2 separate regions of the Homo sapiens genome follow, and region 1 is linked to region 2. A link is a loop called in an ENCODE intact Hi-C map of the cell type or tissue named here. Cell type or tissue: heart left ventricle. All regions are shown on one strand. Links, peaks and the distances in the headings refer to the core of each region. The heading gives the core; the rest is flanking DNA.

Region 1 (15,930 bases), core at 4,422-9,421, 310 kb before region 2:
CAGGGCTTCTTAATGGCTAGATTCAGAAGTCCTACATTGTCACTTCTGCTGTATTTCACTGGCTAAAGCAAGTCATAGACCAGCCCAGGTTCAGTGTGGAAGTGGAACACATAAGAGCATGAATACCAAAAGGCATGGTTCACTGGGGCCATTTTTGGAAACTAAAAATCACATTATCTATATTGAGGTAAAATTTGTCTTTGTTTTCTCTTGATTCTCTCTACATTCTGTGTAACGTGGAATAGATCCATTTTATGTGACAGGCTTTCAGATGATTTGAAATAGCTCTGATGCTTCCCTTACCACCAAATATCTACGTTAAATGTTCCCAGTTTTATCAAACACACCTTACATGACACAGTTTTAAATTTTCTAATCACTATGGTCATTCTCATATGGAGTCTGCCCCAGTTTATCAGTGTCCAAATAAAAGACTGGCACTGGGCACTGAGCAGAACTGTTTAAGATGAAAGGACAGTATGTAGTAGACAGAATAATGCCCCCCACCCAAGATGTCCAAGCCCTAATCTCTGGAACCTATAACTCTTTGGCCTTATACAGCAACAGAACTTTGCATATGCCATTAAGGTTATAGACCACAAGAGGAGGCAGGTTATCCTGGATAGTCTAGGCAGACACAGTCTAATCACATGAGTTCTTAAAAGCAGAAAATCTTTCCTAGTGACAAAAAGAGAGATGTGGTGATGGAAGAAGGGTCAGAGAGACATGGTGTGAGAAAGACTCCACCTTCCATTGGTGGCTTTGAAGATGGAAGGAAGATGGCCTTGAGCCAAGGAATGCGGCTTCCTTTAGAAGCCTGAAATGGTCCTTATCATATAGCCAGCAAGAAAATGGCGACTTTGGTGCTTTAAACCCAAGGAATGGAATTCCACCAACAACCAGAACTAGCAGGAAATGAATTCTCCCATAGAGCCTCCAGAAAATAATGCAGTCTGCCAACACCTGGATTTTAGTTCAGTGAGACCTATACTGGACTTCTGACCTTCAGAACTGTAAAAAAAATAATTTTGTGTCGTTTTAAACCACTAAATTTGTGGTCTTTTGTTAAGGCAGCAACAGAAAACTAATACCGTACTCCATGATCTCTTTTGAGCAGGAAGATAATTAAGGCATCCTATATTTTGGAGAGGAATCTGACCTAGGCGTGCCTCAGCTTTGCTGGCAATAACATTGTTGATTCATGCGGAGCTTACATTCAACAAAAACACAAAGTCTTTTTCACATAAGCAGCTGTGATTGGAAATGTTTTACCCTTTAATAATCAAATGCAAAATGGTACATTTAGCTCAGTTCATTTTCATCATGTTAGATTCAGTCTATCATTCTAGCCTGTCAAGATATTTTGGAATCTGGTTTCTGTCATCCAAATATTTCAGCCATCCCCTCCCAGTTCTGGATCATTTCAACATCTGACCTGCCCCATCACTGAACATGACCTGCAGGTTCCTTCTGACATCCTGGGGTGACGCTGTTCCCTCCACTCTAGTGCTCATGTGTTGAACTCCCACTTCTTATGGAAAGCCTGTGTATTTTCAAAGTGCAGCTCAAATTCCATGTCTTTCATAGAACCTTGCCTGATAACACCAACGGGAAGTGCTTTGTCCCCACTTCTACTCCATATGAGTTTCTCATTTGCACCATTGATATGGTAAAAATTGACTTATATGGTAACTATCTGTTTACATATCTTTTCAATTGTAGGCCTTTTGAAGACAAGGCTTGTCTTTTTCAATTTTTATATCCCCTAAAGCCACTGGCCTCATGCCTAGTACATAATAGGTGCTTTATGGAAAACAATAATCCATTTAGCAAGTCCTAATTGAGCCAAGATGTAGTACTCTAAAGCATTCATGTTTTCTTTAAATGGGTTGAGAAAAATACATATGCAAGCAAGTACATCATTGCAAATAAGGAATTTGATGCACAAGCAGAGGTTCTTTTTGGGAAAAATTATGACTTAGAGCACTATGTGTGTACTTCATTGCTTGTGAGAATGCAATGTCATATGCCTGAAATTATAAGGCTACTGTATCTTGGGCTGTCTAAACTGGGCTTTAACTCAAGCACCTAGCATGACACCTAAGACGGAGAACACATTTAATCCATTTGGCAATTTGTTTAACTGTGATTTGTTAAAGGACCAACTCAGCCATTTGTCTCACATTAATTCAGCATCATTTCAATGCCATTGGCAATGTCAGCACCAAGCTTTAAGCATAGATGGATAATGAATCAGTTAGGATAACATCACCTGTCAACTATAGAAACCCCCAAGTCAAATTGACCGAAGTTGAAGGATGTTTGTAGATAATACGAAAAGAAATCCAGAAGGAGGCCAATTTTAGGGTTGGCTCTTCAATCACTAAATAATATCATAAAGACCTCTTTACTTCTATCGTAAGAGTCTTTGTATTTTCTGACCTGCTATGCTCCAGCTAACTCCTCTCAGGGTGCCAAGAAGGCTGCCTCATTTCAGCCACGGCACCTTTTGGCAGAACAAGAGGCTGCATCATGAAGTAAATGGAGGGATCTTTTCCGCAAACCTCCCAAAAGACTTCCTTCCATTTATTAGTGCTAACCAAAAGTGGGGGCACATCCCCACTCAAAACCAATCGCTGGCCAGGCAAAGGAATCACCATGCTTGTGATGTGAAACATATGGTTTCGTGGAGAAGGGTATAATTCCCAATCTACCACGGGTTCTGTTAGAAAGAAACAAGGGGGTGAAATGCTGAAAAGGCAACCAACAAAATCTACAGTCACCAGTGCCAGTAACTGAACCCAAACTATATATATTCCTTTTTTTTTTTAATAATTTCTATTTTTCTTGCTGTCCCCTTCTCTGAGTCAGCCATGCTTTTGTTAAACTATGTTGAGAAGTTAAAACTTACTGGTATCATATCAATATTAATTACTTTTATCCTAAAGTGGAAAAACACACAAGTACACACAGACATACACAATTGTTGTTTGCCAACCTCATTCTTGCCATAGTTTTTGAAAATGAAAAAATCTTTGTCAGTTGCCAACCTCTTGAGTTTCCATCCTGTGTCAGAATTTATTCCTCTGGCTTCCAAGTAGAGAATGATGGCTTATGGCTCAGATGAAGCCCTTGAAATTGGGATCACTTAATGGAAACAGACATTTACCCTTCCAGATAGAGTCAAAATGTTTAGCCCACAACTGAAATTTAACTTCTTTTTGTAATTTTCAGAGTCTGCAAAATGGAATGTAAGTTTAAGGAAATGCCCTTGAAGCTTTTTTTTTTTTTTTTTTTTTTGGCAAAGAAAGAAATGCAAGAGATTCCTTTACTATTTTTAAATTTCTAAAAATGTGTCTCTTTTATTTTAACGATTAAATCAATAAGCCAATCTTTACCATTCTTAAATCACCGCACAAGCTTGCATTTGCAAACACATTGTACACTTTTTAAATAACTTTTATATTATTTGATATTTGGTTCTCAAAATAGCTACATAAGGTAGGTGGAACCAGTCTTGTTATCATTGTAAATGGGAAAAGTGAGTTTCAGAGATGTTAACTGACTTGACTTGAAGTCACACAACATGGTAGTGGCAAAGCATGGCCTGGTGGTGAGCTATTATAATTCTTAAACTACATTTCCCTAATCACAAGTAGTTATATGATAATGTGTTCTCCTTTTTTTTTTTCCAATTATTTGAGTGAACAGATCAAATATCAAAAAGAACCTCCAACTTGTGGGAATTAGGAAATTCCACAGAGGATTATCAAAGTTATAGTAACTACCTTTCCTATTGGTAGGTTTGAGTATTGAAAATAGTCACTTGAGGCCAGGTGCAGTTCCTCACACCTGTAACCCCAGCACTTTGGGAGGCCAAGGCGGGTAGATCACCTGAGGTTTGGAGTTCGAGAGCAGCCTGGCCAACATGGTGAAACCCTGTGTCTACTAAAAATACAAAAATTAGCCGGGCATGGTTGCACATGCCTGTAATCCCAGCTACTCGGGAGGCTGAGACGGGAGAATCGCTGGAACCCAGGAGGCGGAGGTTGCAGTGAGCCGAGATCTTGCCATTGCACTCCAGCCTGGGCAAAAAGAGTGAAACTCTGTCTCAAAAATAAAATAAAGAAAATAATCACTTGAAAAAGAGAGGGTCATTTCACTCTTGTTTAGAGGGAAACGATAATTTTAAGGGTCCCATTTGAATCTAAGTTTTGCATGTTGAGTCTTTGAATGAAATGAATGCATATTATAGGGGAAAGTCTGCAGTCTCACTTCCTATGAGACTATATGTGTTGGATCTTTGACTTGTGCACATTAAGGTGGGCGTTTCCTTTCTTCCTTCCTTCCATCTAATCATTTCCTGGCTATGTGTGCAATTCTGGAGCCACTTTCACACTGCAGAAGTTCAACCTGCAGATCTTTGGAAAGGGGCCTTGATTCTCCTTTGCTATTTTAGCAGCTTGTGCCTTCATCTCCAGGAGTCCTTATTCATTCACTCTAAGTTATAGTTTCCACATGAAGTCACCTGATTTGCAATGAGTGTCTTTCTGCAGTAATTAGCTCCCCACTCGGGGAGAGCACAGCTGCACATTAAGTCCAGTTGATCCAACATCAACACATGGCTCACTGCTGCACGGCAGACATGAGCTTCCTACTGCACCTACAAACAAATACACGGATCCATTTTCTTCCCCAGAAACCAGCCTGAATACAGCCTCCTGTTTTTCAAGACACGGAATGTGCTGGCAGCACCAAAGCCGAGGTTATTCTTGGTTTCTGATCTATTTCCCCTCCCCTCTTTTCCCATCTACGTTTGCTTAGAAGACATATCATGTCATGAGCAGTGCCTGCTCTTTGCAGACTTTCCTTTGGGGTTATTATTATTATTAATATTAGTATTTTAAATCTCTGGTAGCAGTTGGCTCTGGTGCCTTTTGTGCATTTGGAGAAGTGTATAGAGAGGCAGGCAGATTGGCCCCACCTCATGGAGGTGTCAGGGGAAGAAGGACTCAGGGGGCAGAGGACACTCTGAATTTCACCTGCTGTGCTCTGGTCTGGAGATGGTCCAGGGCCAAGTGCTCAAGATATGCTGACCTGATTTTGTGCAGAGCAGCTCATTGAAAAAGAGACTAAAGGCTGCATGTCAGTGTGCCAGATCAAGAGCACATGGAACTGAGCTCAAATCAAAAATGACAAGAAGATAAGATGCCAAGTTCTGATGGAAGGATGTATGCATGTGGTGTAGGGGCATCAGAGTTTGTATATAAGGCACCGTGTAAAGAACTAACATTGAATATTAAAATATCACTGTTTCATATATTTAGCTGTATATTTTTAAGTGACACAATAGTGATTATAACCTCCATCTTCCTCACCAAAACATATTATTTGGCTCTCCTGTTCAACCAAACAGTTTTAACCAAATAATAAAAACATACCCAAGTTCCTCTGGAGCAGGCTGGAGTCATCTAGCAGATAGTTACACAGTCGTGCATTGCTTAAAGACAGGGGCCTGGTTTGAGAAATGTGATGTTAGGCGATTTGTTATTGTGCAAACTTCATAGAGCACACAAACACAAACCTAAATGGTGTAGCCTACGACACACCAAGGCTATATGGTATAGCCTATTGCTCCTAGACTACAAACCCGTACAGCATGTTACTGTACTGAAAACTAGGGAATTGTAACACAATGGGTATTTGTGTCTCTAAGCAGATCTAAACATAGAAAAGATACAGTAAAAATACAGTATAAAAGATAAAAACTGGTACACCTACATGCCATGAATGGAGCTTCCAGGACTGGAAGTTGCTCTGGGTGAGGCAGGAGTGAGTAATGAGTGATTGTGAAGGCCTAGGACCTGACTATATACTACCGTAGATTTTATAAACACTGGACACTTAGGCTACACTTACAAGTATAAAAACTATTTTTTTCTTCAATAATAAATTAACTTTAGCTTGCTGTAAATTTTTTACTTTATAACTTTTTTAAACTTTTTAACTCCTGTAATAACATTTAGCTGAAAACACAAACACATTGTACAACAGAATAAAAATATTTTCTTTATATCCTTATTCTATAAGCTTTTTTACCATGTTAATTTTTTATTTTTTTATTTTTTATTTTTTTACTTTTTAAGCTTCTTTGTTAAAAATGAAGACACAAATACACACATTAGCTGAGGCCTACCTAAGATCAGGATTGTCAAAATCACTGTCTTCCACCTCCACATCTTCTCCCACAGGAAGGTCTTCAAGGGCAATAGCATGCATGGAGCTGTCATTTCCTATGATAACAATGCCTTCTTCATGTCTTCCTGAAGGACCCATCTGAACTTGTTTTACAATTCACTTTTTTTTTTTTTTTTTTTTTTTTGAGATGGAGTTTCGCTCTTTATTGCCCAGGCTGGAGTGCAGTGGCGCAATCTCGGCTCGCTGCAACCTCTGCCTTCCAGGTTCAAGTGATTCCCCTGTCTCAGCCTCCTGAGTAGCTGGGATTACAGGTGCCCACCTCCATGCCTGGCTAGCATTTTTAGTAGAGACGGGGTTTCACCATGTTGGCCAGGCTGGTCTTGAACTCCTGACCTCAGGTGATCCGCCCACCTTGGCCTGGTGGGCTAGGTGTGAGCCACCGCGCCTGGCCAACATTCTTTTTAGTAAGTAGAAAGACCATACTCTAATGATAAAAAGTAACATATAGTAAATATAAAACCAGTGACATCATTGTTTATTATCATTATCAATTATTATGTACTGTACATCATAGTGTGTGCTAGACTTTTATACAATTGACAGCATCGTGGGTTTGTTTATACCAGCATCACCACAAACATGTAATGTCTTGCATTATGATGCTATGATGGTGACGTCATGATGGGTACAATATTACCATGGCTACGATGTCACTAGGCAATAGGAACTTTTCAGCTCCATTATAATCTTATGAGACCACCATCATATATGCAGTCCATCATGGACTGAAACATTATTATGTGTTGTGAACCGAGTCTTCTCTTTGCTTTTTTCAGGGCATTTTCTATGTTTTGCTGGCCATTTTGGACTGGGATAGATTTCTCTAACTTCGGGATTTCTCCCTTTAGCAGTTTCTGATGAACCATTCATGCCTGAATTATGATGTGTAAAATGCCACGTTGGATTCTCCAAGAACCTGCCATTTGTCATGCTTTTCCTTCTTGGGCCATGCATTCATTTGTTATCCCAGAGCACTCTGGAATGTCCTGGGCTCTAAATTAAGGGATCTAAATGACTCCTCTAGAAAGAAATGTGGGGAAAAATAAAAGTTAATCGGCCTCCACTAATAGAGGCAGGGCAGGGCAGTTTCTCTATCACTTCTTTCTGATCTCAAAAGTGTTCCTCCCAGTACAAATGAAGAGAAGGAATTTAAGACCCCCTGGGCTTAAGAAAAGGAGGAGAGAAGGAAGACAGAAACGTGAGGGATAACTGCATGCCCTTGGGGATGTATGTCTGCAATAGATGCCATTGCCTCAGAGGAACCTTCCAAGGAACAATTCCAAATTACATTCTACTGAAACTAGGGTGACTATAAAATGGATCATCCAAATAGGACACTTTTAAAGGAAAGTGGACACTACTAGTAGTTATGTTAGACAATAGGCATAAACTGAGACTGTGCCTGCTCACCCATATCAGTGACCGAGTGGATGAACTTTACCCGAGAACCCACTCTGTGTCAGTGGCGGTGTCCGGCTGTGTTCATGTTCGGCACTCACCCAAGACATGTGAGTCCAAGACAGGGACATCCCTCATGTTGCAATATAAGAAATTGACACAGTTGGGACTTCAAGCTCTACTACCAAAGTTCAAAGTTTGGTTTTGAAATTTCAACAGTTATTAGTAGACCAACTAGGGGTAAAGGCAGACTCCTTCCTGATTCTGGAACAGAATATGAAGTACGTATGTAAAGAGAACTAATGTATGCGTTGGAAGGGGAGATGGCAAGGTCACATTACCATCTGAGTTTGGGTTTTTCTTACATGTGTCACTTGGCCCAGTTTTTATTAGTAAGTGGCGACAGAGTGAGAAGCAGGAAAATTTGATTCGTGGACTGCATTTGGTTGGGTTCCTCCCACACTCAGCAGGTCCAAGACCTACCCTGTTTTACTAAAGGATGCAGCCAGCTTCCTTTCCCCAGGGAATGCTTTCAGCAGAGAGAAGCTCAGTTATGGCTTATGTCTCATGACTTTTCCCTAATCTGCTTCATCCTAATCTGTTCTCAGGATATTAAAAAATAATAATCAGGGAGCATCCAGAGGCCAAGAATATCAAATCCTGCTTCCTCCAGCTTCCCCAGTCTCTGCTTTTCCACTAGAACTGGCTCAGAAGCTGCAGGACTCAATATCCCCCCTGCAATCAAGGCCAGGGATGAGCTGGACAGATTGGGACAGGTTTTTGGAAGCAGCAGAGGGGCTGATCTTTGAAAACAGAATGTACTAAAAGCAGTTCTTGGAAAGTCAAAGGAGGTTAAAACTGTAGTCAGCATCATTTTCTCCCTCGTGTAGTTAATGACCTTTTTCACTGACGATTCATGGGTTAGATGTGAACATCTGTCCCACAGTGGGAAAAAGATGAATAAATATCTGAATTAAATTAGGACCAGAAGCAATGATCATCAGTCATTTACTGTTTCTTCATTGGTTTATATTACATTTGTTCATCCACTAATTCATTAGTTCAAGTGTCAATTTTTTATTCTCTGTCATGTGTTCCTGCTTTTTCCAAGTTTATAGCCTGGTGCTGGGGTGGGGGGTGGTGAGTGGGAGACGCAGACAATTAAATGGACAAATGCATAAAATGATCCATAGGCTTTGATAGGAGTACAAAATAGTATGAGAGTACCTAACGTGGACTTCCAACCTAAGCCAAGGGGTCAAGGGAAGAAGTTTCTCAGAGAAAGTGACACACAAACTGATACCCATAGAATCTCATAGAAATCAGTCAGTCTGAGAGAAAATGAACTTAGAAAAAGTGCTCAAGGTCTGGGTGCAAGAGGACATGGCTCATCCAAGGAACTATAAGATGGTCAGTAAGACTGTAAGACAAGAGGGCAGGAGAATAGGAAAGGACGGATGGATAAGCTTTATTTCCTCTTTCGTTTTCTTATAATCATAGACTGTTAGGACTGAAAGGGATTTGTGGTCATTAACCCCTCCTCTTAGAAACTGGGAAATCAGGCCCGGCGCAGTGGCTCACGTCTTCCATCCCAGCACTTTGGGAAGTTGAGGTGGGAAGATCACTTGAGGTCAGGAGTTCAAGACCAGCCTGGCCAACATAATGAAACCCTGTCTCTACTAAAAATACAAAAATTAGTCTGGCATGGTGGTGCGTGCCTGTAGTCCCGGCTATTCAGGAGGCTGAGGCATGAGAATTGCTTGAACCCGAGAGGTGAAGGTTGCAGTGAGCTGAGATTGCACCATTTCACTCCAGCCTGGGCAACAGAGTGAGACTCCATCACAAATTAAAAAAAAAAGAAGAAGAAGAAAAAAGAAAGAAATTGGGAAATCCAAGACCAGAGGGTGAAGTTGACTTGTTCAAAGTCGTACATTTTCAAATTGGGATGCTACATAAACATGGATTCAATTGCCTGCTCCAAGTCTGATTTTCTTTTCATGATCTGGTAATTTGTAATTTTCCCTTTAAAAAAAAAAAAAGAATCGTTGAAGCCATAAAAAGTGTGACTTAGCATTCTTAGACTAGAGATCTGTTTAAAATGGTGGGGTGTGAGCTTACTGGAAATCAAGCTGAAAGACCTAAAGTTTTGTATCTGCAACCTTTTGATTGTTTTCACAGGATTTTGACTTAGCAAGTAATTTGGAAGTGTTTATCCTTTAAGTAAATGCATCTTTTGCTGTTTTAGCAATTTGTTAGAGCTTTGTCATATGCTAGCACCTCTGGCCAAGATACTTCATGCACAAAATAGAGGAAAATGTGTGTGTGTGTGAGAGAGAAGTTGAGAATTAAGCATATATATATATATATATATATGCACACACATATATACACATATATGTATACACACACGTATATAAATATACACATATATATTTTTTTTGATCAGAAGAGAAGATCAAGATGTAAACAGTCAAAAATGTTTAAATTACCCACTGCGTGTACCTTATAGGATGGTGAGAAATTAATGAGAAAGAGAGCGAGGGCTTAACTGATCTAAGTTGCAGGGGAAAGTGTAGGTCAGTCATAGGAAAAGGGCAGCAGCTCAGTTTGGTTGGAACGAAAGGAATATATAAGGAAGCAGTGGAAAATCAGCCTAGTAGAATAGTCCAGATGGACATAGTCCTGAATGTTGAATGTCAACATATTTGGTGGATAATGGAGGAACTACAGAGGTTTCTGAATGACAAAAAGGAGTTGTTGGTCCCTGAGAGCAACCAGCTGACCTCTGATAATTCATTGTCTGAGGCCAGGTCCCCTTCCCAGGGCCTGGTACCCTTGCCTCAATGTGGGGCACGTCTAGGTCAGAGCTCCACGTGGGGTCCTAGGCTGCGACTGCACCATGGCTCAAATTCCTCCTCTGTCCCATGCTGAATCCTTCACTCCCCACACATGTTGATCCTGAGCATGCTCCACAATAAACTCCTTCCTCACTACCTTCGTCTGTTCCTGGGAATCCAGATCTGCAACAGAGTGATAAACGGGTGGGCAGAGAGAGACCGTAAACCAGGATTCCAACCGATAAGCATGAAATGATGAGGGCTTTACCCCGGAGCTTCTGCTGAGTATCTAAAGAGAAGGAAAGGAAAGGGATAATGGGAATCTTCATCTCATCACTTTCATCTCTAAACCTTCTAGGAATGAACTTCTACCATTTTTTTTTTAAACTTCTTGACAACAGTGTTACAAATTCCTTTCTTTTTTTCCTAAAGACTTGGAGGCACAGTTTTCAAAACTGGCAGCATATCAGAACAATCCCAGGACTTTCAAAAAATGTAGCTTCGTGACTCTACTCCCAGAAACTGATTCAGTAATTGTCTGTGGAAGGGCCCCAGAAAAATGAAATATACACCACTGCTTTCATTTCTAAAATACACACTTCAAGTGCATTTTCTCATTTGATTCACATACACAGTCACACACACACTATCAAGATGTAGATATTATCATTATTATTGCCATTTAACAAATGAGAAAACTGGGGGGCTGATGAAAGTTTATCAACTTGCTGTAGGGCACCCAGATAAAAGAGAGACAAAGTCAAGATTAAAGACACTAGAGGCCTCTTGATGTTCTTCCCTCTACACCATACAGCCCCTTCCAGCTCTCAGGAGGCCAAGGTTCTCAACCTTGCTATGTGCTTACTCATTGCTCTCTGCCTTTGCTGAAGCTGTCCCTCAGGCTACCCTGCTCTGCTCCACAATACAAACCCTGAGAAATCTTCAGAACAAATCCAAGGTATGTATAAAGCCATTCAAAATGTTCTATAAGGCACTTCCAAAGTGGTCCTATTCAAGTGACGCTCGACCAGGTGCTCACACAGTATTCTCAGCTAACTCTGAACCCCAGGGAGAACTGGTTCACATGCATCCTTTGCCAGACCCCTCAGTCCATGATCAGGCTCATTTTCTTAGTTTAATTTTTCCTTTTATTCTTTTTTTGTGCCTTTTATTTACCTAACCCAGCTGGAAGCTCTGAGAGGAAAGGTATAGGCCAACAACACAATTTAACAAATTTTTCTGGCCCCTTTTATGTACCAAGTACAGTTGTTTCTTGGTATCCGTGGAGCTTTGGTTCCAGGACCCCATTGAATACCGAAATCCATGGATGCTAAAATCCCTTTTATAAAATGACGTAGTATTTGCATATCATTTACATACGTCCTGTTGTATACATTCAATCATCTCAATTACTTATAATACCTAACACAATGTAAATACTATGTCAATAGTTGTTATACTGTATTTTAAAGTTTGTATTGAATTTACATTTATGTTGCTATTTTTTATTGTTTTATTTTTCCAAATATTTTTGATCCGTGGTTGCTTGAATCTGCAGATGCATGACCTACAGGTACGGAAGGCCGACTACAGTGCTAGCAACACATGGAGGAATAAGACTGAGCCATAGCCCTCAAAGTACTCATAATCTCTCTCTCTTCCTACAACCAGTCACCCATTTTATAGATACTGGTTTGGTTTTGTGAACAAAGGGTTACATGAATACAGAGGAGGGAGTGGGTGAAATTATGAGAGTTGTTCAGAAGATAAGTTACTCAAGCAAAGTCTTGACAGGAAGTTGGTAAGATGATCAGTGAGCACTAGGTTCATATTCAAAAAAGGGAGACATTTTAAGAGATGTTTTTGTATTCAGACTTAGGAGCAGAGATTCATTGATTGATTCAACACACAGTTTTGGGCACCAATAATCCTATGGGTTATTATTTATGCCTCTCTCTTTCTTGCTCTCTATATTCAATCCATCGGCCAATCAAACCTCTTTTACCCTTTGCATGTCTTTCAAATTCATCTACTTTTCTTCAGTCCCATTACCACCTCTTCTCATCAAGACTTTGGTGATAGCTTGCTCACCATTCTCTTCATGCAGTATCCATGCCTGCAACCCTCCAATCCATTGTCTTCTTTATAATTGTAGATCTAACTTTGACTTGTAAATCTGAATTACATCTCCCCACTCTGCTTCCCAAGACTCTTAAGATAAAAAGCAGAATTTTAACCCAGCCCTACGTGGTCTTAGACATTTTGGCCATTCTCATTTCCCAGCCTCACCTAGCCCTTGGTTTCATGTCATCTTCGCTTTCTTCTATATTCCCTCCTGAGACACAGCCTTTGCACATGCTGCCCCCTCTGCTGAGGATGCGCTTTCCCATGATTCACCTCCCTCTTCTCCTTAACTCTTACTCTTCCTTCTGGACTCAGCAAAGGCATCATTTCCTTAGGAAATCCTTCCCTGAGCTTCTCTTACCAGATCTACAACTCCTGTTACTTGCACATGTAATGAATCCCTCTCCTGCTACTGTACAGCATTTATGACATTATAATTTTACATTAATTTAATTGCTTAAATTAAAGTTCATCTTACCCCCTCATTTATTAAGTTATACAAAGGCAAGGATTTTGTCTGTTTTTGCTCACCAGTGGACTTCCCAGAGTTCAGCAAAATGCCTGGTAGAGAGAAGGCTCTCACATACTTGTTAAGTGAATGAATGCATGAACCAATGACTGAATTAATGGACTGATACCTGTCTGACACAGTCTGGGTCCTGGCATTATAAGGGTGAGCAAAGGGGACCCAGTTTCTACTTTTGTGGAGCTTCTACTCTACTGCTGGTTCATGGAGATTGAAAAGTCAGTGTGGCTATTTGCAATTTGGACAGGTTCTCCACAACTCTTCCCTGACCCCCTTTCATTCATCTTGTGCTGGAGATTTCAGGATTTAGGGTAGTTGAAATTACAGTTGTGTTTGTTTTCCAACACTTTCTACAATGCTCTGTTGCCAGGCTTCAGAAAGAACATATCTCTTTATGTGCAGAAAAATTCTGTAATGAGCATGTATTGCTTTCTGGTAACTGCACATCCATTTTCCCTTCTTGCCAGAGTTCCTCAGTTTTCACGTGGGGTGTCACCTCTCCTATATGCTGTGTTCTCATGATGGGACTGTCTGTCAAAGGGTGGGCATGTGGCCCAGTTAGGCAAATGGGCCTCCCTCTTATTAATAACACTTACTGATTTTTCCTAGTTGGGGCACTGTGGGAAAACTGTAAGTGGATCCAAGGGCCTTTCCTTTCTGAGTCGTTCTATGAGCCCTTGAATCACTTCTCTTCTTCAGTCAATGTAAGTATATTTCTGTTGCTTGCACCCAGCCCTCTTCAATCAGGGTTCCACTGGAAGAGGACTACTGCCTGCAGTCCAAATTTAGTCACCGCCTATTTTAGTATGTAAAGTTTTATTGAAGCAAAGCCATGCTTATTCATTTACATAATGTCTACTGCTGTTTTTATGCTACAAAGACAAAGTTGAGTAGTTGCAACAGAGACCATATGGTCTGCAAAGCTGAAAAGATTTACAGAGAAAGTTTCCCAACCCCTGCAGTAGAGAGTGAACCCTCAATCCCTAAGACATTCATTGTAAGTAATCAATTAATTTCTCTTCTATGCATCTGGAATGGCACTAGATAAATACTACCCTTGGGAGAATTGAGAGCATCATTAAATCATTTTCTGTAGGATTAAATTTTTGCATGAAACATTGCTTAAGAAAGAATGCTTGTACCTGAGAAATCCTACATGTTCCACCAATTGTTTTCTGTCTAAGTTTCTAGAAACCTCTGATTCTCTATGCTGGCTCTTGGTTAAACTTATGTAGGGAATGTTGTTGGAAGTTGACTGAAGAACTGATTCTAGGACCCAGGTATTCTAAATCTCTCTGGGAATCGGAAAAGTTCTTTATTCTCTCTGTGCCTCAGCTTCATCTTCTACACAAGAATGAGATTTAGCTAGGATTTCTGAATTCTCTTCCAACATTCTGTAATTCATCTAAACAAAGATAAAGGCAATCAGATATACAAATAACAGTAAAATATCCAATTGTGAAATGAACCTAAAAAGAAAAGTTGCATCTAGCGTTGTGTATGTTGGAGAATAGCATGAAGTAGTGTGGAAAGCTGTGTGCAAAGGCAGGGGTGTGTGTGTGTGTGTGTGTGTGTGTGTGTTTTAAAAAGCAGTAAACGTCTGCATTAGTTTGAATACTGTCTTCTCTGGGTCCAAGAGGAGAAACCAGAGTGCCTGAAATGTCTCATTTGAGTCCTAAACGTAAATCCATGGTAAATAGCCTATTGTCAGAAAATTTAGGGATAGTTCCTAAGCAAAGTTTGTTTTACTTTTTACTCTCAGACTTGTTCCTAAAGCTCAGTCAAAATTTCACCCTGGAAAGTGCCTACTTAAATTCCTTTAACAAGCAATCTCCTCTCAGTAGACACGAGTTTGGACCTGTCCACTCTCCTCAAATAGGCCATCCATTTGAATTGTTTGCAAGGCCCCAGGCTACAGGTAGTTTAAAACGCCACTATCAGATTGCTTCTCAATCTTCTCCTCCAGACTAAATAGTCCTGATTTTTGTCAGCAGCTTTTCATACTCTGGGCTCTTTTATTAACTATTTTTGCACTTAGGTGCATTGTCAACCTACTCCATAGTGTGGTTTTGCTCCTTCTAGGAGCTTAGAGGCCACACCTGGGATTGGCTGGCTCCAGGCCCTCTTTAAAAACATTTTGATGATCATGTGTTAAGAACGAATGACAATTGTCCGCCCAGAATGCTCAAGCATCAACTCGTATGAGTCAGGGGAATTGGTGAAATAAACCGCAAAATCCAGTCTATCTATCCTATAATTAAGCCCCTCTAATGTATGGACAAAACAGATTGGTGAGGACTACTTCTGATCTCCACAAATTAAAAGCCTCCAAAGGAAAAATGCCTTTCCTTTAGAGGGTCATTTTTCATGTAGTACATTAAATATTTATTGACCATCTGTGCTATGTCAGGCATTATGCTAGCTACTAGGATATAGAAATGAGCATGAGAGATCGGGTCCCTGCCCTCCTAGTGCTTATGGGCTGGTGAGGGTGCATTGAAAAGGGAGCATGTGACACAAAAATAAACACGTAATTATGGTAAAGTAAGTGTGTGCTACGGCAGGAAGCATATGGAGGCCCTAACTCAGAATTGAGGAGGAGGCTAAGAGGACAGCAGTGTTGGAAGAAGGGATATGATACTCCAGCCAGATAGAACAGAGAGTAAAAGAGCCATGTGTAGCAACCTGAAATAATTTTTACTTGCCTGCCTCACAGAGCAGAGGGATGGTGTTAAGAGAGAAATCTGTGAGTGTGGATTGAACCAGGTGGAGCCCTATAAACCAGTT
Region 2 (15,930 bases), core at 6,217-11,216:
AGTGTATATAGAGATGCATACACAGAAGGGCAGGGGAGTTGTGGGGAGAAGATTATTACAGAGAATTGGCTTATGCAGTTATGGAGTCTGTCTAGGGCAAGTGGCCTAAGAGAGAAGATGAATAGACTGAACCCCACAGGTAGGAGTCTCTGGGCTCAGGGAAAGCCTAGACCCTCTTTTAAAGGTTTCACACAAGATAATAACCTTTTTGACTAATTTAAAGTCAAATAGTAATGATTGGGGGCTTTAATTGCATCTACAAAATTTCTTCACATCAGCACCTAAATCAATGTTTGACTGAATAACTGGAATGGTAGTTTAGCCTAGCCAAGTTTACATATCAAAAAGCTATTACATCTGAGTAAATATAAAACACTACTTTCTTTCCTTTTAAGCTCTTTAAAATACCTATATTTGCTTACACTAAAATCTAATATTGGTGGAGTTTTTATGAGACATATGTAATATAAAATATGTTGACTATAGAATAAAGGGACCAATAGTGTTGTTGGGTTTACATCAGTGGTAATATTAAATTTTAGTTGACGATGACAGGTGATAGATAGAACCATTAAGATATTTATAATAATGCATAGCTTTAAGCCAATATAAATTAAAATAGAATACTAAACATATTCAAATAATCTAAAATAAAGCAGGAAAAGGGAAACAGAGGAACAAAAAAGAAATCGTAACATAATAAGACAGTAGATCTAAATTTAACCATATCAGTAATTACATTAAATGTTAATGATCTAAGCATTAAAAGATATTGTGAGAGTAGATTTAAAAAAGCAAGACTCAAGCACGTTGCCAACAAGAGACATACTTTAAACACAAAGATACATGTAGTTTGAAAGTAAGTGGATAATGGTAAAGATACACCATGCAAACAGTAAGCTTAAGAAGACTAGAGTGACTATATTAATAACAAATTAAAAGAGTAGACTTCATGACAAAGAGCATAACCAGGAATAAAAATTTCAAAAAGGACAATTCACCGAGAAGACAGTAATTATAAATATGTATGTATCTAATAGCAGAACCTGATACTCAACAGAAGTAGAAAAAAAAAACCTCTATAATCTTAGTAGATTTTAACACTCCTCTCTCAGCAATTGATAGAATAACCAGACAAAATATCAGTAGAGACACGGAAGATCTGAACATCACTGTCAACCACCCTGATCTGATTGACATTATAATAGAACTCTACATTCAGCTGTAAAATATCCATTCTTTTCAAGCAGGCATGGTACATTCACCAAGATAGACCATATACCTGTACTGCAAAACACTTGTCAATAAGTTCAAAGGAACAGAAATCATGTAAAGTGTTTTCTATAATCATAAGAGAATTAATCAGTAATAACATATCTAGGAAAATCCATATCTAGGAAAATTATTTAAAAGTATGTCATTTGGAATGTCATTTCCAATTATTTGGAAATCAAATGACATACTTTTAAATAACTTATGCATCACAGTCAAAATCACAAGGAAAATTTAAAAATGTTTTGAACTGAATAAGGGAGAAAATACAGTATCAAAATTTGTAAGATGCAACTTAAGTACTGCTTAAAGGGAAACTTGCAGCTTTAAATGCAAAAGAAGAAAGGCCTAAAAACAACAGCCTATGATTCCACCTTAAGAGGTTCAAAAAAGATCAAAGTAAGCCCCAAGTAAGTAGAAGGAAGAAAATGAAGATAAGAGTAGAAAGAAGTCAATGAAATTGAAAATAGATACCTAATAGTGAAAATTAGCAAAGCCAAAAGCTGGCTCCTTGAAAAAAAAATTGACAAACTCTTAGTTATACTGACAAAAAAAAAAAAAAAAAGAAAGAAAAGAAAGAGAAAGAAAAAAAGAATACATCACCAATATCAGGAATAAAAAAATATGTTATCACCACAAATCCTACAGATTTTAAAAGGATAATAAGTAAGTATTGGAGCAACTTTATCATATTTTATAGCTTAGATGAAAGGGATAAATTTCTTGAAAAATGCAACTTACTAAAGTTGGCATGAAAAGAAACAAAATCTGAATTGTCATTTTCGAAATGAGAAAATTTACTGCATTATCAAAAAGCTTCCCTGAAAGAAAAACAATAGACAAGTGGCAAAATATATGAACGTGCAATTCACAAAAGAAGAAACTTGAATGGTTCCTAATTCTATGCAAAAATGTTTGACCTCAGTGATCAGAAAAATGTAAATAAAACCACATAGAAAACATTTCACACTAAGCAGCTAAAAAATAAAAGCCTGATAATAAGAAGTAATAGCAAGAATGTAAGAAAAACAAAACTCATAAACTTCTGGTAGACATGTAAATTGGTACAAACACTACAGAGGGCAAATGGGCAACATCTAGTAAAGTTTACAAGGCAAATATCCCATAACCCAGAAACTCCACTCCCTACGCATGTGGAGAGGAAACGTGTATAAGGATGTGCATGGAAGCATTGTTTGTAATTGAAAATGTTGGAAACAAACTAAACATCCATCAAGAGGAAAACTGATAAAAATATGCTTTCATCTATTCATACATGGAATTTTAAACATAAGTTAAGACTAGAGATACGTGTTCAATTTAAATACAAAACATTAAGAAAAAAACCAAGTTGCAGAACGATACACAATTATACCATTTATTTAACCACTTAATATATGAAAACAATGCTACATAATTTTAAGGACACATAGAGAGAGAGTAGAAATGTAAAGACAGACAAGAGAATGATAAAACTCAAAATCAATTACTGTTGTCCCTACTTAGAAATAGGGGAATGGGATGACAGATGGATACAGGGGATTTAAACCATATTTGTAATGTTTACTTTTAGGCTGGTTGGTGCATACAAAGGTATTCATTAGCGTACTCATTGCACCTTTATGTATGCCTGAAACATTCTGTAGTTTAAAAAATTAGAAAGGAACTGGAGTCTGAAATATGGCTGCTTGGCAAAAGATGGAGGCTTCAGTCATAATGAGGAATCAGACGCCCTTGCTGAATGCCCTCAACTGTTTTGACTTCTGGAGGGGCGGGCCGTGATTACAGCTGCGATTAGGTGACTCACCATAATTATGTTTTGTTGAAATTGAATTTATTGAAGCATGAATCATTCTGCCCAAGTCCTACCTAATTGCTCCAACACTGTGGATTGGAAGGATGGCGGAGGAGTTTTCCTTGGAAGTCATTATAGAACGAATGTGCTTGCGCACGTGCGTCCATCCCCGCACACAGTCGGCCACACTCACCTTACAGAAAGCCAGCAGCGCGGCCCCATCCTTTGTGATGACATGAGGTTGCCAGACAATCTTTACTTGTTTAGCTGTGGTTTCTTCGTCTCCTACCCCCTACTCTTCTTTGTGAGCAACTCACTATTTGGCCGTTTGGCTCCCCGGGGGTCTCTGTGCCTCAGACCGCAGGCCTCTCTGAGAGTTGTTGATGCCTCAGAGCGGCTGACTTGCAGATTGTATCCGTATTCCCCCAGCTCAGACCTCCCACCACCACTCAGCGGACAACTTAGGGATGCCCTCAAAGCTGCGTGCCTGCTGCAGAGCTGTAATTTAAATCAACTTGGGAGCTGTGACGAGGCAAAGAGCAACCTCAGAGGGTGGTGGGAACCGCTGGGACTCCTGCTCTGTGGCTCGTGTACAAGGAGGAGAGGGTGGTGGACTGTTAGAGACTGTGACTCACTTGCAATCTCATACGGGGAAAGAGTTCCAAGCCTTTCTCCTCTCCTTTCCCTAGCATGTGAAGATGGGGAGACCCATTGTTTATCTTCGTGTGATACAAATTGAACAAACAAAATGGACTGTTCCTTTAACAGGTTGACTGTAAGCTAATCATGATTTAAAAAAAAACTAACTGACTGTTTTCCTACCCCAAGATGGGTAGCAGAGGCAAACTCCATGGTCATAATAGCAATGACAGCAAACACTTTTACACCATTTACCATTTGCAGGCACTGTTCTAACTAACCACTTTACACATTTTAACACATTTAATCTTGACAACTTCATGGGTTAGTGTCTTTACTCGCCATATTTTCAGGTGAGGAAACTGAGGCACAGGGAGTTTAAGCAACTTACTAATAAATGAGGAGGTTTTCTGGCCCCAGACTCTGCTTTTAACCACTCCCCTATATGCTTTGCACATGGCAAACATGATGCTGAGTGCTTTATAAAATCATCTGACTCACTCCCATTTGACAGATGAGAAAACTAAGGCTGAGAGTTGCAAAGTAACTCGAAAAGATTACACAAATAGTAAGTAGCACAACCAGGATCTGGAGCTAATTGGACTGACTGCACATCTATCCCATCTACCCCATCTACCCCTTTCATTTCCAATGACCTGCTAGGTGTGGAAGCCCCAGCAGATGAGGAATACACAAGGCAGAGTAGTCATGAGCCACAGCTGATAGCATGGTAAAGCTGTATTCCAACCAGTAGCCCTTTAGCAGGTGCTCCCAGCAGGCTCCGGGGCTTCCTCATCTGCCTCCAGTTCAGACTAAGATCTGGTCTTTTTCCAATGACTCCATCTTCTTCTGAAGTTCCAATTCCATTGTTAAACACGGTAGTGGAACTGGCATTTAAAAAATCCATTCACTTTTTAAAAAAAATTTTTTAATCTCTACTCATTAAAGTCAACTGTTAAAGAGTAAATGCTCCAGGGAAAAGGTAACATTTTAAACTCATGTGGACAAACTTTTGGGGGAATGAACTGAGGGGTAACTGACAAGGACCCCTGGGTATGGATGCACAATAGGGACTTGAAGAGTCAAAGAGGAAATGAGGAATAAAGCTTCACTAACTCACTCACTGCCCAGTTGTCCCAGGGACAAGTCTGGGCTCCTGTCCGTCCTTTGTCTTCTGGTTTCTTCCCTCTAAAACACCACAGACTCAAAGGTGGCAGATCAGAGCAACTCTAGAGACCCTTGCAGATATGTCAGAGTGTCAAGGGCTCAAGGGCCAGTTCAATCCTTTCATTTTATAGACCAAAAAACAGAGACCTCAATTGCTACATGATTTGTCTATGGTTATACAGTTAAACGGTATGAAAACCAATAATAAAACTCAGAAATAATGGTCTTGAGAAAAATAAGCAGCCCTAAGCCACTGTAGGAATTTTCATATGTCCAGTCCTCTGATTTTCTCTCTTCCTGAAAAGCTCATTATTCTTTAGTAGCACGACAGAAATGTCCTTTACACAAAAGAGTAGAAGTGTCATGTGGTTGAGAAACAGGGTTTGGACTCATACACTCCACATTCCAGCTCCAGCTCTGACATTCATAGCCTGTGTTATCTTGGGGAAGTCACAAGTTTCAGACGCTCAACTTCCTCAACTGTCAAACAGAAAAATCATAAAACCTTTCTTATAGACTTGTTTCAATCATGAGTTAAATTATCATATTTGACAGCACCTAATACAGCTTCTGGTACATTTTTGGGGCTTAATGAATGCTTTGTCATTGCACTTTGATCAGACGAGGAATATTTGGGATGTTTGAGGAACTTAGTTTGATTTTCTATCCCAATGGACCACCAAGCCCTTGCCTTATTTTTTTTTAATCCCAAACATTTTTATAATTGAGTCATCTATTCCTGTTACCTTTTCCTTTTTCCAGCCTTTCAGTTTGGCATCATTTCCCAGCCTAACAAATTTATTGCCTATTTTATCATTCAGAATGGAGGTGATGGTAGCAATCACTTTTCACCTCTGAGTTTTACGGACACTCACCTATCACACTCCAGCTTTGGCCTCTCCCAGATGGACACCTATTCATTGGAAAGCAACATGTGGAATGAGCTGTGCGGACACTGGTATGTCTACCAAAGACCTCTGGGATTCTATTTCTCTCATGCTATTCGTCACAGTACCTGATGCCCTGGTGCTCACCTCCTTCTTGAAAGTTATGCCATCCTAACCTCCACCATTCGTCTTTTCCAATTATCCTCTCTTTTCACTAATGTCCTCTGACTTCTTCAGTTCTTGTTCTTTCCTCACCCCTTAGCCACAGCATCACTTGAGTTTAATACATATCCATCTGCATTAATTTCTGTGACTAGAACAGTGGCAATCCCACCCCCTTTTCCCCTATTTGGAGAGAGACATGGGAAGAAAACAGCTTCTCATTAAGGAACTTAATCAGGTCTTATTTAAGTAGTCGTCTTAAAGCTATGGCTGAGCCTTTGGCCTACAAAGTAAAGCTTAGACCTTAATATTAACAGCAAAGAGATATCCTCAAATACCCTCTATATGTAGAAGATTTTATGAAAATCTGAGGGAGAAGCAGGCCTCGTATAAATGTTTTGTCATTAAATTTTAAAAGAAGCATACTTTTTTATTAAAATTTTTTAAAGAAGCATACTTCATGTTTCAGTGAATAGATGGAAGTTAAAGGAAATCACAAGAAACAGAAGGGAGTAACATTCCAAGGGAGGCAGAAACATAGAGATAAAGGTAGCCATAAAAATGTAATTTTCTGAGATTTTATCTACACTACCCTAATTATAGCAAGAGAGTTGTACTATTCTTAAAAAGCAAAATATAGATTTAGGCTACTTCATCTATTTATATGACTTAAATTACAACAATTTTTAAAACTAGTACCAATATTTATACAACTCCAAAATAAATCTGTGGAGTTGATAGTATTCTTCAAGACATCCTCTTTGTCTATCATAATCTCACCCCCTTTCTCCATCTCCTGCAATGACACCTCAATTTGCCCAGTTGCCAGCATCAACTTGAAAGCATCTTCTCCCTCCTTTAGTCCCATATTCTTCATAGCTAAACTCTGCCAACACCACAGGGAGTGGGCAAGAATGACCACAGTAGATTCAGATGTAATCAGTTTGTTGCTTGGGATACACCATACTTAGCCTGTCAATCCACCTGAAAAAGGAACAATAAATTCCCGTCCTTACTTTTCCTCACCCAAATTAGCCCAAACAAATTAGATTGGTAGAACCATTTGTTCCCATCTGGTTTCCACAGGACATGTAGACTCAGAAAAGTTTTCTTTTTTTGTTGTTGTTGTTTGTTTGTTTTTGTTTTTAACTTTTATTTTAGGTTCGGGGGTATATGTACAGGTTTATTACATAGGTAAACTTATGTCATAGGGGTTTGTTGTACAGATTATTTCATCACCCCAGTATAAAACCTAGTACCCATTAGTTATTTTTCCTGATCCTCTCCCTCCTCCCACCCTCCATTCACCCTCAATCCGACAAGGTGGGAACCATTGGATGCCCATAAGCCTTCTGAACCTTGTATAATAAACTACTTGGGGCTGTCTTTTCTTTAGATCTCAGAAACCACAATGAGGAACTATTATCAGTGACTTTAGTCAGGGGAGCAAGATGGGAGTTTGATAGATCCCAATATGTGTTGTTCCTCTGTCTATGTGTTCTTCTTATCATTTAGTTCTCACTTATAAGTGAGAACATGTGGTATTTGGTTTTCTGTTGCTGCATTAATTTGCTAAGGATAATGGCTTCCAGCTCCATCCATGTCCCTGCAAAGGACATGATCTGGTTCTTTTCTATGGCTGCATAGTATTCCATGGTGTATTAATATATGTACCACAATTTCTTCATCCAGTTTATCATTAATGGGCATTTAGGTTGATTCCATGTTGCAAAGGTTCCTTAAGATTCCATCTTTCCTTTAGTTTCATAGCCTATTTTGCCCATTTCTCCCATTCCTCCTTTCTTCCATTTCTTTACCCCCAGATGTCCAAAGCAGCCTCCTGACTTATATTCTTGTTCCCCTTTCTTCCCCTCTCTTTAGCCTAATTCATTTAGATTCCAGAGAAACTGAGCCACATTTTCACCATTTGTTGGTCTCGACTAAAATCAAAAATTTGTCATTAATATGCTACCACATGTAAACAGGCAACAAAGTAAATGATTTTGACCTAAATATTTGAGACATTGGCTCTTGGTAAATACAAAATCTCCTTCATGTCATGAGGACATGTATTTGACCAGACATTGGGTAAGGGGTTGAGGAAGCTTTGTGTCATATTTTTGGGGAAAGACCACTATACCTCCATCGCTACATCATCTGAGAATTTAGAATAATCTGTATCAGAGACTAGATGGTCAAAAACTTAAATTGCAGAAGATATAACATCACTTTCTGTGCACCTATCAGTGTGCATATGTAGACAATCACTTCCAGAAAGAGGGGAGACTGGGCAGCTGGCTGGATGTACTGGGACATATTGAACCATTTTTTGAATGTTTGGGGCTTGGCAAATAAATGCATTGTGCCCGAAGCACCTTTTTCCCTTCACTTAAAACCCATGTGTATTGGAAAGGAAATTTAATTCTTATGTTTCTGATTTGCCCACATTTAACCCATCAAAATCCAACTTGGTGGGAACCATTGGATGCCCATAAGCCTTCTGAACCTTGTGTAATAAACCACTTGGAGCTGTCTTTTCTTTGGATCTCAGAAACCACAATGAGGAACTATTTTCAGTGGCTTTAGTCAGGGGAACAAGATGGGAGCTTGATTTTGCCCTCAGATTTCACCACAGCCAACAAATTCTAACTTTGTTCAGATGCATTGTCACGCCTTGTATTTACTTCTTGCCAATAACCTGAGGTCTAGTAACCACTGTTTTTGTGAAAGTCAAACAATATGGACTGATATTCAACTCCAAAACGGGCTGAGCACTGTGCGGGTCTCTCTCACTGGGTCTCAATGTCCTCACCGGTGTTAGGCAACTCACTTACCTGAACCTTTGAGTAACTCTTCTTCCCTCTGCACAGTCTAATTATACAGGAGATACTGTTCACTCATAAAGGATAATGGATTAGGATGAAAATATTAAAAAAAAAAAAAAGGAAATAAGATCCTGTAAATGGGCTGAATGTGGTGGCTCATGCCTGTAATCTCAGCACTTTGGGAGGCTGAGGTGGGCAGATCACTTGAGTCTAGGAGTTTGAGACTAGCCTGGGCAACATAGTAAGACCCCCCCATCTCTAAATAAATGAATAAAATTTTCAGCTGAAAATAAATTTGCAATAAATAAATAAATAAAGAAATATAAAAGGTCCTATAAATGCAAAAAGATCATTATAACCTATACACTGACAACATGGATTATGGGAACATTTGCAGAATATGACTGAAGTTCACATAATCTCTATACCCACCCAGATGTGTGTCTTTAGACTACTTCAAACCTAATGTGGAAATTGAGATTGTGTTTGGCCAACTTAATCACCTACATCAGTCAGAGGAAGATGAAAGAAAAGTCATAACTAATATGCAAGCAATTATTATCCAAATTTGGCTTTTTATTTCTAAGAACCATAGAATTAAATTCAAACATTTAATCCCTCTCTGCTTGGGCCTGTTTCACCAACATGTGGGACAAAGAGGCAGAAAACAATTTATTTCTAGGCCACCTGCCGCTGTTTTCTTGCTGAACTGGATACGTGGTAGGAGAAGAAGCCAGGTGGTCTGACCTGTTCACAAGTAATCAGGAGCTAGCTGTTCTTCCTGCAGCAGAAGCCAGAGCTCAGAATTTCCTGACCCATGCCCACTACATTCTCAATGTGGTGTTTCCTTAAGATCTGAGTGCTCATACACATCATTCCCGGAGCTCACATGCCTCCCTTTCAAGGCACATTGTGTCTTTCTTCCTGAGTCCCACAACAACATATGAAGGGGAAAATATGGGTATAAAAGTCTTTTCCCACCTTTCCATTGAGACCATGGTGATATTTATGCCCCTTCATTTCATCCAGAACCCAGCTCTGGGACATGTGGCTATGAAACCTTCCATCATTTTAAGACTTTTGAAAGTACAATTTCCAGCAGAACAGTGGTTTTTATTGTTTCTCTCTCGTTTCTGAGCAATTTAGGCCATCTAAAGAGAAAGACCTGAAGTTTCTCTTGTCAGTTCAGCCCAAAAATGAGGGGAAATGATCATTTGAAATCCAGAAAGAGAAAAAAAAATTAAAGAAAGAAATTCTTGACTTGGAAGAGATTACATATCTGACTAGAAATAAAATGGGATACAGTGAAGTTAAAAACATGAATTCCTACCACATTATCACTAACATGAGCTGTTCATCCTGAATTGCCTCCAGCTAGGGAGCTGTGGTAGGAAGGGTACTTAAGGCTTTGAAATCAGGTCTACCCAGGTTCAAATCACAGCTCTGCCTTTTCCTGCCTCTATCCCCTCATCCTTATAAGTGTCAGCTGAAGAATGATGAAGTCATAATTTTGGAAAGGAGATCTTTATTTCTCATAAACGGTTGTAGCCTGCAAGGTAGCCATTCTGACAGGCTGGGAAGTGTAGCCTCCAGCCAGAAGCTGGAAAATGGCACTTTGGTGGTGGTCGGGGTAGGCATAAGACAGGAATTTATGCTGAACAGCTTGGCTAAGCATACATATTCAATAAACTATAGGAGAAATCATGAATATTTATGAAAGGAGTAATATGCACAGGCACAATTGAGCTCCATGCCTCTTCATGGGTGGCATGTTCAAAAAATGATGGCATTACTATTTAAAATAGTAAGGACTTGGAACTAACCCAAATGCCCATCAATGATAGACTTGATAAAGAAAACGTGTCACATGTACACCATGCAATACTATGCAGCTATAAAAAAGAATGATTTCATGTCTTTTGCAGGGACATGGATGAAGCTGGAAGCCATCATTCTTAGAAAACTAACACAGGAACATAAAACCAAACACTGAATATTCTCACTCATAAGTGGGAGTTGAACAATGAGAACATATGGACACAGGGAGGGGAACATCACACACCGGGGCCTGTTGGGGGGTGAGGGGCAAGGGGAGGGAGAGCATTAGGACAAATACCTAATGCATGCTGAGATTAAAACCTAGATGATGGGTCGATAGATACAGCAAACCACCATGGCACATGTATACCTATGTAATAAACCTACATGTTCTGCATTATGTATCCCAGAACTTAAAGTAAAATTTTAAAAAAAAAAAGATGGCATTAGAATGATCCAAAGGTGCAGTTTTTGACTTTCTAATATCAAAAGGTAAAGCACAGAACATGTAAACCCTCACTGTGCACCCTCTGTTGATGCCAGAACCACTCCATGGTTGGTGGTCTCTTATTAGGAAGGAATACATTGTAAAACTGGTGAGTTATCATGTCAAAACTGCAAAGAGAGGGAGAGAGTCCTGTCACGGCCTCAGATAATTGGCTAAAGGTAATAAAGGAAGGAGTCATCCCTTTCTTGTTTTCTAGAGCTGATTTCTGCTTACTCTAGGAAAGAATTCTGGTTAAAGGTTAATAACGAAGGGGCATACTGGGATGTGTCTGACCTCCCATCTTGTCATGGCTAGGAGCTCAGTTTTTAAGGTTTATCTGGGGTCCCCTTGGCCAAGAGGGAGTCTATTCAGTTTTTTGAAGGACTTAGGATTTTATTTTTATTTCTCATGAGCAACAAGGCTTATGATCTATAAAAACAGGGAAAATAATACCTTCTTCATAGGGTTGTCATGAAGATTGAATGGACTATGAATTTAAAGTATCTGTTACAGAGTTGAAAGGTCACAAATGATAGCTATAAAGTATCTAGCCCACAAACCTTGCTGTTTTTCCTGGAATTTTCATTGGTTACACCTTCAAGTTAAAGATTGAAAGTTACTATTAAAAGTCAAATATGTGACCTAGAAGAAATAACAGCAATCTCTTTCAGTGATTATCATCTTGGTATATGTTAGCACCTAGCCTAGTTATCTGATATGATAGGGGAATAAGATAGAGAGATTTTAATGGCTAGAAGGAAAGGGAAAAAAGCTTAGAACATGGTATGCTGAGACAGCAAATTCAAGTGGGCAAGAATCGTTGACACTCCAGGAAGTGGGATGCCAAATGAGGGTGGGAAGCCAGAGGAGAGGAGAAGAGACTTTCTGCATGAGAAGACATTTCATAATTTTGCCTAGGAGCCCAGGAAATGTGATTGCCACCACCAATTTATGCTTGCCTCACTAATATACCACCTCCCCCAGGCAAGTAACTTTGCCTTCATCTGCAAGTCTGCCTGGAGCCTCATTTCTTCATGAAGCTCCTCACAACAATGTACATGGTAGTGAGGCAGGAGAATAGAGTCTGGAGGCAGAGAACCTAAGGCTGTTTCACGTCGACTTCCTAGAACTAAATAGGAAGGAAAACCCTAACTTTCCATGCCTAAGTAACAAAAGGACCAGAGGTTACTACTCCCTTTGGCCTTTTCTGCCCGGCAGATGGGAAACTGGCTGTCCGCAGCAAATCATACTGAGTGTGGGTAGAGTCTTTGTTTGCAGCTTTGTAACTTCACTCCAGTCTCTGAGTGGTTGCTGTCCACAACCAGTCAGACTGATTGCAGGTGGAGTCTTCATTTGTGTAGAAGTATATAACTTTGTAACTTCACCCTAGCCTCTGATTGGCTGCTCTTTGCAACCAATCAGATGTTTGGACAGGAGTGTGACCTTCGTAACTTCATTTCAGTCCCTGGTTGGCTGCTTTCTGCAACCAAACAGACTGATCGCTGGCTACCACTTCATTTACATAAGGTGAGCATAAAGTGGTCAATGGGAAACTTCTAGCGGGTGTTTGGACCCAAGAAGATTCTGTCTCCGGGCCCTTGAACAGCTGCTTGGGTCCGCTCCCACACTGTGGAGTGTACTTTCATTTTCAATAAATCCCTGCTTTCATTCTTTTTTTACTTCGTTCTTTCTTTCCTTTGCTGGGCATGTTGTCCAATTCTTTGTTCAAAACGCCAAGAACCTGGACAACTTGCAGTCACAACCCTCTACCGGTGACAGTAGGAGTAGAATGAATGAGGTCGGATGATCCAGGAACTCAGTGGGAGTTCTAGACATCCATGCCCAACAGACATCATTCTTAGCCCTCATGAACCAGAGTCTTTGTATTACTCTTTTGTGACAAATACAGAGCAATCGAGTTTCACTCAGAAACCTTAGACCAGTCACAAAATATAAAATGACTGGTTAAACCTCACTGCCTAAATGACGAACATTGTCATTGCACCTGCTTCAGCAGGACGGGGAGAGGAGGCAACGGGATTCTAGCAGCACAGGGAGATTAACGGGCTGGGATAAGTGATAACTTAGTGATTGTTTTCTGGAAACTGATAAATTTGCAGACCACATGGAAGTTTCACCTGCCTCAAAACTTGCACCAGTGCTCAATGCCTCTGAGGGTGGGAGCACTCGTTAAAGACATTTACCTGCAGGTGTTTTAATACAGACACTGCCTTAAGTGATGTATAAAAGTTGATAAAAACAATAGACTAACCAAAAAGCTTAAAAGGAAAAGCTAGACAATGAGATGTCTGCAGGGCTTGGAAAACTCTAACTTATTCTTGGAAGTCTAGAAGGCCACACCTATGCATAGGGCTGTCCCTATGCTCAGGAAAGATCTGAGAAGACCCTAGTTGACCTTGAGGCTCTGTGCAAGCAAGAAATAAATGGAATCAATACCAATATCTATCAGTTGATGGGCAAACAAATTTGTAGTATACCCACACAATGGAATAATATTCATCCTTAAAAGTAATGAAGTACTGACACATACTACAGCATGGATACACTTGAAAACATTATGCTAATTAAAAGGAGAAAGAGGCCACACACACACTGTGTGATCCACTTATATGAACTGTTCAGAATAGGCAAATCCATAGAGACAGAAAGTATATTAGTTTATGGGGCTATGGAAAAGGGACAATTAGCAGTGACTGCTAAAAGGTATGGGGTTCCTTTTGGGGATGATGAAAATGTTCTGGAATTGGATGATGGTGTTGGTTGTACAATTTTGTAAGTAGACTAAAAGGCCCCGAATTGTATACTTTAAAATGGTGGGTTTTGTATTATGGGAAATTTTATGTTATATAAATTACATCTCGAGTTTGAGTTTCTGTAAAAAAAAAAACAAAAAAAAACAAAACAAAAAACAAAAAACAACGCCAGACGTGGTGGCTCATGCCTGTAATCCCAGTACTTTGGGAGGCCGAGGTGGGTGGATCTCCTGAGGCCAGGAGTTCAAAACCAGCCTGGCCAACATGGTGAAACCCCATCTCTACTAAAAAATACAAAAATTAGCTGAGCGCAATGGCAGGCACCTGTAATCCCAACTACTTGGGAGGCTGAGACAGGAGAATCACTTGAACCCGGGAGGCAGAGGTTGCAGTGAGGCGAGATTGCGCCACTGCATTCCAGCCTGGGAGACAGAGCAAGACTTCGTCTTAAAAAAAAAAAAAAGGCGGGGGTGGTGGTGGGGAGTAATGGAGGTTGGAGTATTTCTTCTCCTGCCTCTTCCTTTCCATTTTAGCCCACTCTGGCAGCAGGCATATATTTTTTTCTAAATGTCCCACTAGGCAATTTCTTCTTCATAGCTTCCATTTTCACTAGACTCCAGTAACATTGTTTCCTCTCCTTGCTGCTTGGTCTAGAAGTGGCAAGGTTTTCCACCATTGTTATTCTCTGGTGGCCTCAACTTCTTTCTTTCCTTAACCCTTTTGACACCACTGGGAATAATGTGACTTCATTAAAGTCACAAACTATTCAGTGAATTGTTTCTTGATGGGCCTCTGACTGCTACACAAGTGTTCCCAGCTGTTAGTGAAGCCATGTTCTTTGAGGCTCTGATGCTCTGGAATGAGAGCTCCTATGCAGGATGACAATATGGCAATAGAATTTTTGAGGAATACTGGTGTTTTCTAATATACTACTCTCAACCCCATTGTCATCTCATTCTCTATTCTCTTGGGAAATTGCTTCTCCCACAATGGCTTCAGCTATCACCTGTGTACCTATGACTATTGAACTTGAGGTTTTTGTCTCTATGTGGATTAATAAGTTCTAGACACACCTTTTCAATGTGTGCTTAAGTTTTCCCCATGAGTGGCTAATTTCAACTCAGCAGGAATACTTTTCTCTGTTTTAGTGAATAGCACTATCATCCAACCCTTCACTCAAATTAGACACCTCAACATTATCTTTAAGTCCACTCCTCTCTCATTGTCCAAATGGGCTTCAAATCTCACACTTCAGAGATATTTATAAGGAGTATCAATTCCCCTGCTCCTTTCATTGTATATCCTTCGCACCTCTAAATGTCCTCACTACTACTAGTTTCTTCTTTGTTCAAGACATTCCTTCTTCTTCTGTCATCTTTTTAAGAAATCAATTTAATCATATTGCTCCCCTGCACAAACCTTTCCTTGACTCCTCACTGCCTACAGAATAAATTCCAGACTCTTTAATAAGTTACCCAAAGCCTTCCCAAGCTGACTGCAGCTCATCTTTCTAGCTCTTCATTGAACTTCACACACCATACGTACAATTCTTCATTTCCTAAACATTTCCTGCTTTTCCATGCCTTTGTGCATTTGTACATCTCATTGCTTCTGAGTACAAAAGCTCCAATGTTGTTGATTAATCTGATAAAATATTCTTTCCACAGGTCTAAAACAATTCATTTACTCATTCAACAAATCATTATTGATAGTACAATATATGCTGAGTACTATGTTGGGTGTATAGTGGGGAACAAGATTGTTCCTCGCTATAGTCCTGTGGGTCTCTTCTCCCGTAGTACCCAATGTCTACTGGGGACATAAATGTTAACTTGGTAGTCTCTGAACTCACTCCATAATCATAATCACGAATAAGTGCCATGAAGGAAAATTATAGGGTGCTATATCAGGTCTTTTCTGAAGCCCCCAGGCTAAAGTTACTCGTTCTCCTCTGAGTTCCCATAGTGGTATATTTAACTGCTGTTTGATCATGTCTGCCCCAATAAGATTTGAAGTAGAAATTGGGTCATGTTTTAATCTACAGTGGCAGGCAACATTTTTGGCCTGAAGTGTATGCATAGGGGATGACTAAGTGAATAAATAA

What was found. Peaks named below come from ENCODE experiments on the same cell type or tissue, not always from the same donor. Only the 100,000 strongest peaks of a DNase experiment are listed, where the experiment ranks them.
Region 1: it touches region 2 in a loop (2.0-fold over the local background); 4 of 110 quality-filtered maps call a loop at or near these places.

What each region holds. Positions count from the first base shown.
Region 1 is chr2:217,178,591-217,194,520 of GRCh38, forward strand. No RefSeq gene overlaps it. Among named protein-coding and RNA genes, the nearest start is that of DIRC3-AS1, 96 kb to the right of the region's middle. In heart left ventricle, for the core only: no CTCF peak of the experiment used is centred there; no DNase peak of the experiment used is centred there; H3K27ac peaks cover 1,660 bases.
Region 2 is chr2:217,486,200-217,502,129 of GRCh38, forward strand. All of the region lies in intron 2 of DIRC3 (disrupted in renal carcinoma 3), which reads right to left. Among named protein-coding and RNA genes, the nearest start is that of DIRC3-AS1, 210 kb to the left of the region's middle. RefSeq lists an enhancer at 14,321-14,872. In heart left ventricle, for the core only: no CTCF peak of the experiment used is centred there; no DNase peak of the experiment used is centred there.